2 separate regions of the Homo sapiens genome follow, and region 1 is linked to region 2. Evidence: chromatin contacts called from ENCODE Hi-C data. All regions are on one chromosome and are shown on one strand. The core of a region is the stretch at or near the end of the contact, and the rest is flanking DNA. Distances in the headings are between cores, read along the strand shown.

What was found. A loop is a pair of places that touch in the nucleus more often than their neighbours do. Pooled maps may share reads with other maps.
Region 1: a map of posterior vena cava shows a loop between it and region 2 (8-fold over the local background). The contact joins two enhancer-like sites. A Hi-C loop is called at or near these places in 3 of 168 maps with a recorded cell type or tissue (IMR-90, endothelial cell of umbilical vein and posterior vena cava) and 3 of 50 pooled maps.

The regions. Positions count from the first base shown.
Region 1 is chr3:177,741,554-177,747,250 of GRCh38, reverse strand. All of the region lies in intron 3 of LINC00578 (long intergenic non-protein coding RNA 578), which reads right to left. Among named protein-coding and RNA genes, the nearest start is that of LINC02015, 72 kb to the left of the region's middle. Within about 2 kb of position 2,135, at least 3 of the 41 ENCODE cell types and tissues checked have a DNase peak (open chromatin) inside an H3K27ac peak, as active enhancers do.
Region 2 is chr3:177,705,051-177,711,249 of GRCh38, reverse strand. All of the region lies in intron 3 of LINC00578 (long intergenic non-protein coding RNA 578), which reads right to left. Among named protein-coding and RNA genes, the nearest start is that of LINC02015, 110 kb to the left of the region's middle. Within about 2 kb of position 4,611, at least 7 of the 41 ENCODE cell types and tissues checked have a DNase peak (open chromatin) inside an H3K27ac peak, as active enhancers do.

The sequences.
Region 1 (5,697 bases), core at 886-3,385, 38 kb before region 2:
GGTCTTATTTAATTGCTATAAACACCTAAAGACATGAGCAAATTAACACATAAAATTGCAGATTTTAGCTGATACATATTCATGAATGTATGTTGTTATGATCAGGCAAATAATGACCCAAGACATTGATAAATTCGGTAGAAGAAAAAGAAAAACACAGCACACTGTTAGAATTCTCTGCAGATCACAGAATGGAATCTTTGATTAGACCAGCTCTAAGAGACCATTCATAATAATTATTGTATTTCCGTAATTCTTCCAGGAGAGAGATCAGCAAATGTTTAATCAGTAAGCTTTGTAAAAATACTATCCCCAAAACACTGGAAAGCTAGATCAGTGCTAAAGAATCCTGGCTTCTTGGAAGGCTAATCCAGGCCCTGTTTCTCAGAATCCATCTCACATTTCTTCCTGGCATTCTTGCTTCTCTATCTACTGCCACTCAGAAAGGACTGACAGTTTTCCAAGCATTTGTGGGAATCTCAAGTTACAGCTATTTTGCGGTCTTCAAAATGAATGTATTTTATTTAGATGGAAATATACATCATGGGTTGGCTCACCCAGAGTGGCTGCAGTGTAGTTATTTTTTAATCCCTGGCCTGCTAACCCTTCTCGTTAGAGCCCATCCATACATAGCTCCTATTCATTAAATTCTTTTGCTCTCACCCAAGCAGGCAGTACCCCTGTGAGCTGGAAACTACATTTAGTCAAAACATGCTGGACTAGTCCCGACAAAAGTATTTGAGTAAATGCCTAAGGCAGACAGTGAAACTGAGAGGTAAAGGCATGGGCTGTGACAGGCCCTGCAAACAGCTTTGGAGAAAAGGGCATCATTATGCAGCACACACAGAGGAACACTTATTCATTTCAGCTGAGCCCAAAGCAAACCTCAGAATCCTTCTCAACACAATATTTTAGTCAGTCATTTCTCGTCAAACTGAAGCATGAAGCACTTCAAAGTTATTCGCCTCCCCTGTTCAGACTGAGGTCAAAAAGGAAGTTGAGCCCCAGAATAGAAAAATAACAACCCCACGAAACAAATATGTTTTAAGTATTTACTATGTTTCAGAAACTATTGCTTATATACGTTAACTCAATTGTTCTTCACAATAAACCTATGACCTAGGAGGTGAATACATTTGTGCAACTAATACTGTCCCAGTTTGTAACTACTTGCTCAAAGTCATATAGAATGAGGTTGAAGGTCAGTATTGAAATATAGGCCTATTTCCTCAACATCATGTACTCTTAGCCATTGTGCTGACAACGGGACTACCATTAAATCGGGAGAAATTGACTGCTGCTTATATTTATGATTTCAAGGGATAATAAAAAAAAATCCTCTCTGCTCACATCTTCAAGCTCTCCTCCTGACACATATTTGTTTGCTTTAACCAGAAGAAAACAACTGGTTGAATAGAGAGCATGAAATGAGTCTCACGCTCAGTCACTGCATAGTGCTCTGGCTTTGGGTAAATAGCTTAGCCTCTCTGGGGAAGACTGTTATAAGGATATTTGCCCCACAAGATTGTGTGAGTATTAAATGAAATATGTAAAGAAACACATTTTGAAAATGGAATGAGGTGTACAAGCATTAATTACTATTATTAAAATCCAGAATTAAATAAAAGCATAAGAATTCTCCCAGAAGTATTTGCATTTAGAGAATGGTATTTACACTGAGATTCTGAGTGGAGTTGGGAGGAGAGTGGGAGATGAACACCTAGGGGTCAGTGGGAAGTGGTGTGAATGAGTCTGACAAGGCTGGAGATGGAGAGAGGAGGTGCGGGCTCCTACTTTCCATTTGTAACCAGAAATAGTGATGTGGCTAGAAGCATCATCCGCAGATACACAGGCTAGATTTGTGCACTATCTTTGTCAGAAAATTCCCAGGCTATCAGACACTTTCTAATTAGCTCTTGTAAAATACAGATGGGATAATTAGAGAGTAGTTATTATCTGAGGAGATGAAGACACAAGCAAAGGATCCTTTAGGAAGTGCTGGGAGTCCGGGAGGGAGCCGGGGCTGAGAACAAGTGTACATACTCCAGTCCTTGGGGCTTGGTCAGTGTAGACCAAGGGAGGGAAACTGTGAGTTTCCCACATCCACATGACTCATTGCCCACTAACCTCAAAGGCAGCCTATGGACTCTTATCTCCCTTTTGAGATAAAGTCAGTCCAATTCTTCTTGTAGGTCAGTCAAGCCCTCTGGGGTGAGAGGAGTTGGCCGCTGTAGTCCAGTGGCATTCCATCTCTCCCTGTAGGCACCTCTCACATTCCATGGGGTGCTTGGGTTATTTGGGCACTAACCTAGTACAAGATGTGATCATGCAACCCCTTCGAGGGCTTTTTATATTTGTCTGAATCACTCACAGAGGCTCGTCTGGTAGATGCTTCATAAGGTGACTTCAGTTGAACCAGATAGGATTGAATTGAACTGAATTTGAATCAGTTCAACTGGTTACCTTTTCTAATCCTGAATCAGGTAAGATCAGAGGAATTCTGTTTTGCTCCGGCCACTGCCTCATACCAGCCCTCTCTTCACATGCCTGATCGGTGAATGGAACACTTAGTCTGTCCAGTTTCAAGGTGCCATCTTTGATGCCACTTTTTCTTTTCCTTCTTTACCTCCCATCCACCCATTGCCAAATCCTGTTCATTTTTATCCCATGCTCACCTTGAGAAACCATTTGCTTCTCTCCATCTTTGCCACCACTGTCCTTGGCCAAGCCATCACCATCTGTCAATTGATCACTAGTGTAGCCTATTCTGTAATCTCCCTATATCTATTCTTGCCCCAACCCCTACTGCAGTCTCTACTCTAAAGCTAAAGTGATTTTATTTTTTTAAATAGAAAAAGAAAACAAATCACAACACCAGTATTATCATATTGCTCCCCTGGTAAAACCCCTAAGAGTTTCAGCACCATCATGATAAAGATAAAAGTCCTTGAAGTTGCTTATGAGCACAGCCTGGACCCTCTCTCCTGAACTGCTCACGCTGCTTTCATCACTGGATCACCATTCTCCAGGTTTCACTCAGCCATTCTGGCCTTTGGGCCATTCCCCAAACGCTCTGTGCTTCCTCATATTGCGCACATTGTCCCCTCAGCCTGAAATCTCTCCATCTGAGCCCCCACATTTCCCTACTTAATTGACCTCAGTAAAGATGGTTTTTGTTCATGCGATATCAGGTCTTACAGCTATCCTCTCTCCTAGAATATTCTTTTCTTTCTTCATCATGCATGTGACAATTTGTAGGATATACATGTGTGATTATTTTTACTGTCATTTTTTTCCCATGAAGCAACAAGCCCTCTGAAAACAGGGACCATGTCTGCTTTTTCACTGTTCTGCTTGCAGGGATCTAAAATGGGCCTGACATAGGATGCAGAACAATAGCCATTTGTTATTGAATGATAAGGGAATGGAATCCACTAGCTCTTCAAACTACAGAATGGTCACCCAGAAAGCAGGGGCATGATGGGTAGGTAAAACCCATCCAGCTCTCTCTCCACCTCCCCTCCCATATGTAGCTGACTCATATTGCCTCAGAAACTTTGGGTTTACAATGTGCAGTGATATTTCAAAGGTGGGTGACAACGCTACAGGCCATAGAGGTACTCAGAATGGCCACTGACAAGTTTTTATGGTTGTGTGGAGCATTTCAGAATAGTTCATGTTTTATAGAGCAATGTTGAGAACAATTCGTGTCACCCAGTCATTAGAATCCAGATCCTAAGGGTATGTCAGAGGCCAGTCTTTACCCATTGCATCTCCTGGCTTCCACAGGAGGCCAGAAAGGAGGTTACCTAGTTCTGTTTAAATGCCTCCTCTGATAAAGAAGGAGCTCATGATATCTGTGCCACTGTGGAACAGCTGCACTTGTTAGAAAGTTCTGACTTATGTTGCACTGATGTCTGCCTTACGGTAACCACACACATCAGCTATGGTCTGAATGTTTGTGAACCTCCAAAATTTATACCTTGAAATCCTAACTCTGAAGGTACTGATATGAGGTTGTAAGGCTTTGGGAAGGTAATTAGGTTATGAGGGCAGAACTCTAATGAATGGGCTTAGTGCCCTTATAAAAGAGACCCCAGGGAGCTGCCTTGTCCCTTCCACCATGTAAGGACACACCTAGAAGGCACCATCTATCAAACAAAAAGCAGGCCCTTACCAAATACCAAATCTGCTGGTGCCTTGATCTTGGACTTCCCAGTCCCTAGAAATATGAGAAATAAATTTCTGTTGTTTATAAGCCACTCGGTTCATGGTATTTTGTTATAGCTGCCCAAACAGACTACAACACACATATCCTCATGTTCTCGAACCCACATACCAAATATCCCAAAATGCTCTTCCACAAGACAACGCTTCAGTTATTTGAAGACCACTGGCAAGCCACATCTGAAGTCTTCTTATCTATATTTTATGCTTTTTCCAGCCTTGATTTTTTATTTATGGACCACATCTTGCTATTTTATTGCATGCATTCTTATAAGCTACCTTAAATCCTGTGTGGAATAAGGCCATATATAAATAAATTGTTGTTTCTTTTTTTTAGGCAACAACTCAAGCTCACCACTCGACATTCTTCTCACTAAGCTTACTTGATTACCTCAGTTGTATTCTCTGATCATGCTGACACTAGAATAGCATTACCTCTGAACTCGCTCTTCATCTGAGACGGTTACTGCCAAGTCTGCAGCAGGGTATCTGGGTACAGTATCTTAGGATGACTGGGTAGAGTTTGAGAAAATGACAGCAGGCCCATCACTATATTTAACAGTTTCATTTTGCAAAATAGTTATGAGTGACCTTCTCAGGCTCAGAAAACCCCTAAAAATACCCACCCCTGAGACTTGAGTTGATAGCCTGGCCTCCACATGAACTAGAACATTAAGGCCACAGAAATAAAGCTCCCTCACACCCCTCCACAAAATCCACTTTCCCTCTTCCCTCCTTCGCAGCTCCCTATCTGAACTTGCCTTTGAAAGCCATTATCTTCACTCTGTCTTAACCCGTTCATTTCCATTTTTGTGAGACCTGTTCCAAAAAGTATCCCTATTACATGAGTATTTTTTTTCTTACAGCCAGCATCTTCCCTCTACATACAAAAGGCTGAGGTCATCCCTATCCTAAAAAATGCTAATAATGAAATATTTAATATCCCACCATGCCCAAAGCTGACATCCTAACTCTTTTCAAGCCTGAATACACTCCTGGCAAGAAGCACTGCTACTTCCGTTACATAAGAGTGGATTCAGGTTTTGAAGGGCCCAAAGCTGATACAGTTGGGGGTGGGGGAGAGGAGAGGTTCTTTAAGGTAAAGAATTTAAATACATAAATTTAAAAAATAGATGCAAATGAATATTTATTTAGATAAGGAAAAGATGCAATAAAGTATCATTTTTTAAAAAATGAACGAATACCACAAACATCACAAAATCTACAAAATAATGTAATATTTTATTAACTGCCTGGCCTCTAACATCTTCCTCTGTTTTTTAGCTGCATTCTCAGTTTGCTTCTTTATTTAGCAAGGATTCAATCTTTTATCCAGTATATTTAATTAAAATATTTATACATTTATAGTTTTTAAAAGTCTTAACTTCCTATTTCATTATTGATAATAAATAAGGTTGTAGAAATTTTCTTCAATTTGCAAAATCTCTTATCAAGTTTCATATCTGAGCT
Region 2 (6,199 bases), core at 3,362-5,861:
AACTGCTTCCTAAAATATGACAGGGCTAATTTTTAAAACTCCTTTTCCCACTACTAGCTAAACACTGTCCAAATATTAATCAGATGTGAATACTTAGGCTAATAAAATAAGTAGGCCTTCAGCTCATTTGAATAGCTCAGCCAAACCTATGAAGAAACAAAATTAGCTGATACCCTGTCTGCCTTTCAGTGAATAAAAGATTTGGGCAAGATACATATTAAAACACTTTAGCCAAATGAATTAAAATTAACTTAGTTGATTATGGGAAATTTATAATGCAAATGTGTAAAACTAAACCCTTAAAATCATGATTACATAATTTCAATCATTTAATTTCAACAGAAGTAGCAAAATATTTTTTCATTTCACCTTCATGAACCACAGAAAAGAAGACAAATGAAATACATGCATTCTGCTTATTTGAAATAAAGTTTCTTCATGTTTCATCTGTAATCCCCCAAATGCCAGCATTAATCCATTCTAAATCCACAAGGCTTTCTGTTCAGACCCCAAGGAAGGCATAAGTAATGCACACAGAAGCTGTGCCAGTTCAAAACCCACAGCAGAAGCTAGTGTATCTGAAGATTCTATTGGGAATTGACTTCAAACAAATCCCCAAGTGGGGGATTTAAACATATACAGGAGCTGCTTTTTTTTTTTAAGTCCAAGTAATAGAGAGTACAACTAGCAAAATCATTTTTTTCATTATTTCATTTCAACCTGCATTTTTGATTTGTGCTGTAAAATCTTATAAAGAAAGAGGTATTAAGTATGATCTGCCCTCAGAAATTTCAAGATGGTACAAGGAAATTCAAATACAACAAACACTGACAGGTGCAGTAGGTGAATATTGTTCTCATTGCCTAGTAACTTTTTATTTGCAAAATAATTTTGAGTTGTTTTAAGTAGTATTTTCTCTACTGCATTTAAGTATATATATATAAAGTTTTTATATTACATTAAGAAAAGGATAGTAATTAGAAATTCCACCTATTAAAAATCATTAGAAATTAAGATAAAGGATCTATAAAGTAACAAATCATAAGAAATAGAATTTTATTTAGAAAATTTCAGTGCTCGAGAAACTTTCATAAACATGTCTATAACAGTAAAAAGGTATTTCTATGTGTAAAATATGTTCTAGGGAGCTTGGAATGTATAGTTTGCTAGGGAGAGAGAAAACAGACTTTTTTTTCCTTTTCAAATCAGGAAAAATGTAGTAAGAATGTATATACTAAGTATTTCTTAGCAACTCAAACTAACAAAAGTCAACTCAGCTGGGCACAGTGGCTCACACCTATAATCCCAGCACTTTGGGAGGCCGAGGTGGGCAGATCACCTGAGGTCAGGAGTTCAAGACCAGCCTGGCCAACATGGCAAAACCCCGTCTCTGCTAAAAATACAAAAATTAGCCAGGCATGGTAGTGGACACTTGTAATCCCAGCTACTTGGGAGGCTGAAGCAAGAGAATCTCTTGAACCCCGGAGGCGGAGGCTGCAGTGAGCTGAGATTGCGCCACTGCACTCCAGCCTGGGTGACAGAGTGAAGCTCCATCTCAAAAAAAAAAAGAAAAGAAAAGTCAACTCAGCACAAAATAATTTCAGAGGTACTTCACCTGATATTACAGATAAAAATTTTTATACGAATTATATTTATGTGAATTAATTGTGTTAAATGACCCAAAGCATGGTCATCATTTAAAGAAAACCTCCGGAGACTCATTTATTTTTAAAAATTAACTGCTTCCTCATTTATCTGCGTTGTAAATTAATTCTTCATTCAACAAGTGATTATTGAGCATCAACCATGTGCCAGGCACTGAGTCCGTAATACTTATCAAGGCAGCATACTCCCATTGTCCAGGAGCTAGAGTATACATGGAGAGACGCACAAGCAAGTGACTAAGCAAGTTCATTTAACAAGCACAACGTGTGCTGAGTGTTACCAAGGAAATAAACGTGACATGTGGTGGAGAAGAGCTGGAGACCTATTTCACACTGGATAATCAGGGAAGGCTTCTCCAAGGAAGTGGCATCCAAACTAAGATCTGACAGTCAAGAAGGAGCTCATCCATCACATAGAAAGAGAGCAAGGATGGCCGGGCGCGGTGGCTCACGCCTGTAATCCCAGCACTTTGGGAGGCCGAGGCGGGCGGATCACGAAGTCAGGAGATCGAGACCATCCTGGCTAACACGGTGAAACCCGTCTCTACTAAAAATACAAAAAATTAGCCAGGCGCAGTGGTGGGCGCCTGTAGTCCCAGCTACTCGGGAGGCTGAGGCAGGAGAATGGCGTGAACCCGGGAGGCGGAGCTTGCAGTGAGCCGAGATCCTGCCACTGCACTCCAGCCTGGGCGACAGAGAGAGACTCCGTCTCAAAAAAAAAAAGAAAGAGAGCAAGGATATAATGTGTTTTGTGGGACAAATGATGGTAGAGGAAATAGAGCTTAAAGTCCTGAAGAGTGAAGAAGGCTGGAGGATTGTTAGGAAAGGAGGGAGGAGCCATAGATGAGATCAGGTAGGCTGGGCTGTGATAGGGGATAGGAGTTTAATCCAATCTGTGTTTCGGAACAATCTCTCATGCTGCCCTTTGGAGAACTGACTGAAGACACGCGGCATGGAAGCCAGACCACATGTTAGGAGGCTACTATATAACACAAAGATGATAGTAACTAGACTCAGTGGTTGTAGTGGAAACAGAGACAGGGCAGTGGACTTGAGGATAGAAACAACAGGGCTTGCTGATAGATTAGATGCGATGGATTAGGCTTGATGGAGAAGTTTACATTAAAGATGTCTCCCAGATACATGTACAATCAAGATCTTTATAAAAACTCCTCTCTATTTAATATAAGGATGTGTTCTTCCCGTATACTCATTCTTACAGTTTGCTAGTTCACTGCATGTGAAAATGTACTCTGGTTTCATAAGAATGTATTTAGACTCTCAAATACAGGCCTTCAATATCATTCATAACTAAATTTCTATTTAAAAATGTATTGAGCCAAACATGGAAATCTGCAATTCTCTCTTTTCTTCATAATATGGTTAAAGCGAGCTCATTTCTTTTTTATTCCTCTTCAACATCTTTAATGGCTTCCGTAGATGTTGTCCTTGCTATTTTTGTTGTTGCTGCTGCTATTGTTGCTGTTATTGTTTTATAAAGATGACTATAATCCTTACTAGTTAACCCAGAAATGATTAAAATAATCCATATAAATAGGCTACTGCTTGGAGTGGGGCTCTCAAGTATTCTACTTAAGTCTAAGCCAAATTATTTGGCTTCCATCTCTTGAAAAATGTTAGATGACTTCATCTGATTTCCAGTCCCAACTGAGTAATGCTTGGACTTTGGGTATCTAAAATGTTCGAGCCACAAAACAAAGCTCATATAAACCTACCAATTTCTACTGAGTTGTTGGTTCAATCTTTTTCCTCTACTTTGGTTTTTACCAGTTCATGCTAATGGTCTAGATATTATGGTCATATAAGCTCTAGGTTTTTGCTCAGTATCTTCCAAGGAATTCACCTGAGCACTGGGAGCATGCAGAATAGCCAACAACAGAGTACTGTGGCGTAGCTTCACAGATAACTCACAAAGAGGCAGAAATATGTCAATAACTTTCAACAATGACCCCAGACAACACCGCAAACAGAGGCAGACTGCTAGGAAAGAAGTCACTATGAGGGTGTCCCTTACATTTTCTATCAAAGGCCCAGTTCTTATTTGGTACTGTGTTGACCCACATGGAAAAGGAGTGATTTTATTCAAATCTTCTCCAGTTGCTCTCTCATCTGTTGATTTTTTACCGCACTTTTATATCTCATACTCAAAGTAAGACGAACTCTTTGAGTTGTAGGCTCATTGTGATTTTTGTCTGCATAAATCTAGGTCAGCCTCACGAAATTATGAATATTTCAGATGGGAAAAAACAGATACCTAAGCAAGAGACTCATGTCTGGTTCCAATTTGAAATTATTTCTTCTCGTCGCTTTTCAGGTTTAAAGCTCTAAAATTTTTAGTCTAAGTATTTTCAGGAATATTTGTTATAATTAGAACTAAGGTGGGGATTCCTGTCAAGACCCGGCCTCCTGGATCTTGTTTAATGTTGAGGAACCTCACTCTCCCTCCAGCCCTTGCTACCCACAATCCCTCCAAGCACAAAATCCTAAATAAGAGAGGCCAAGCCTTGAGTTTCCAAAACTAACGATGAAGCCCAATTGGCAGTGTAGTCTAGTAGCAGAAATGTGGGTGAGCTTTGTTATATAGATCTGGGTTCCAATCCTCTGTCCACCAGTATATCTCAGGGAGATTGAGCAAGCTATTTAGCTTTTCAGAACCTCATTTCAGTTCTTTGTAGAATGGATATTACAACTCCTCTCTCATAGATTTATTATGAGGAATCAAATAAATGATGTCCTGTAAGTTCCTGGCACATGATAGGCTGCCAATGAATCTTATCATAGCAGGAGTCCCAGCTGCGTTGTTTGCTACTGGTATATTTTGCCAAGCCTGGCTGCCTGGTGGGGTGGGTCTGCCAGGAGACTGTCTGTTTCAGAAACTGAAGAGCCTCCTGGGAAAGAACTCATACAGAATGAGACTGTCAGACAAGCTTGGCCCAAGAAGAAAAAGCCTTAGTTATCTGGGGGAAAGTCTGGCTTTGACTCTGTGGTATCACCCCATCCCCCAAGCCAGCCTCTTTCAGATGTACTCATATCAGAGTCCTAAGGAGAAAGAAGACTCTGAACAAAAACAAAGAGAGCTGTTTTCTCTGAAAACATCTGGCTCACCCTCTTGTATTTCTTCCACTTCTCTTTCCATACACTCTTGATCACTGAGGACGATTCTGGCTGGCCCAATTGCCAGGAGATTCTTTATTCTCTTGGATTGGTGGGTCTGGTTTACTAAGCCCAAATCAGAGTTGCAGAACTTGGATTCTGTGGTTGGGTTACTTGAATGAAGCAAGCACCTGGCTTCCCCCCCTCCTTCCTGAGCCTGCCTTCTTTGGATGAATTTGCATTACACGGACCTCTAGAAGGACTTAGCTTTTCTAAACAAAATACAAAAGTCCAGGTTCTGATTAGCAACCTCACAGGGCAGCCACCTGTTACACTGACAAGCACATTCGCTGGTAGGCCACTGTGTCAAATCACTTTCCCACTTCTTCCCAAACAAGGAGGCAGATGCTCAGTAGAATCAGGGCAGTGTCAGGAACTAACCTTGAAAATTGGCCTGGACATGAACTGGATTGACACCACAAAGATGCTTAAGTTTTACAGGCTAAAAGTAGCCAAATTTGATCCATCCAAAAGTAGGCCTTACTCTTTTGACACTGAGGCCACCCTTGTCTCCCCTATCCTCCTTCCATGCCCTGTACCATCTCTTTCAGTAGATAAAAATACCTGAGGTCAGGAGTTCGAGACCACCCTGCTCAACACGGTGAAACCCCATCTCTACTAAAAATACAAAAAATTAGTTTGGCGTGGTGGTGGGCACCTGCACTCCCAGCTACTCAGGAGGCTGAGGCAGGAGAATCACTTGAACCCGAGAGGCAGAGCTTGCAGTGAGCCAAGATCGTGCCGCTGCACTCCAGCCTGGATGACAACAGTGAAACTCCGTCTCAAAAACAAAACAAAATAAAACAAAAACAAACAAACAAAAAACAAAACAACAACAAAAACACTTGTGCATTTCATCCCCACCTTTCACAGAGTAGAAGCATTTTCCCAAACCAAATCATGCTTTAAACTTTATCATAGGCTTCCTATTACTCAACAGAACCCACTCTTGTTATATATATACGGTGATAAGAAAGTTGCCCTGGTTGAACAAAACTAAATGGCCTTTAAAAACTATTTTCCAATTTCAGAGTACGTAAGACGAGGCCCACCCTTGACATTCTCAGTGGGCCTCAGATAGGGCACAGATCTGCATTTTTACAAGTACCCAAGGGGATACTGATGCAGATAATTCTCAGAGTTCACTTTTAGAAAATCTGAATTAGAAAAGGTCACTTAAGTTTTTAAATTATATCTGTTGATTTGGCACAATAATTTGACAGCAAAGTTGAAAGCAAAAGGAAAAAAAAATGCAACCTAGACCACCTTTCAATAAACATGAACTGAATCAAAGGAATATTCTCTGGTCTGCAGTTTTCTCCTGAAACTTCCAGATCACTTACATTCTGCAGTGATGTGCT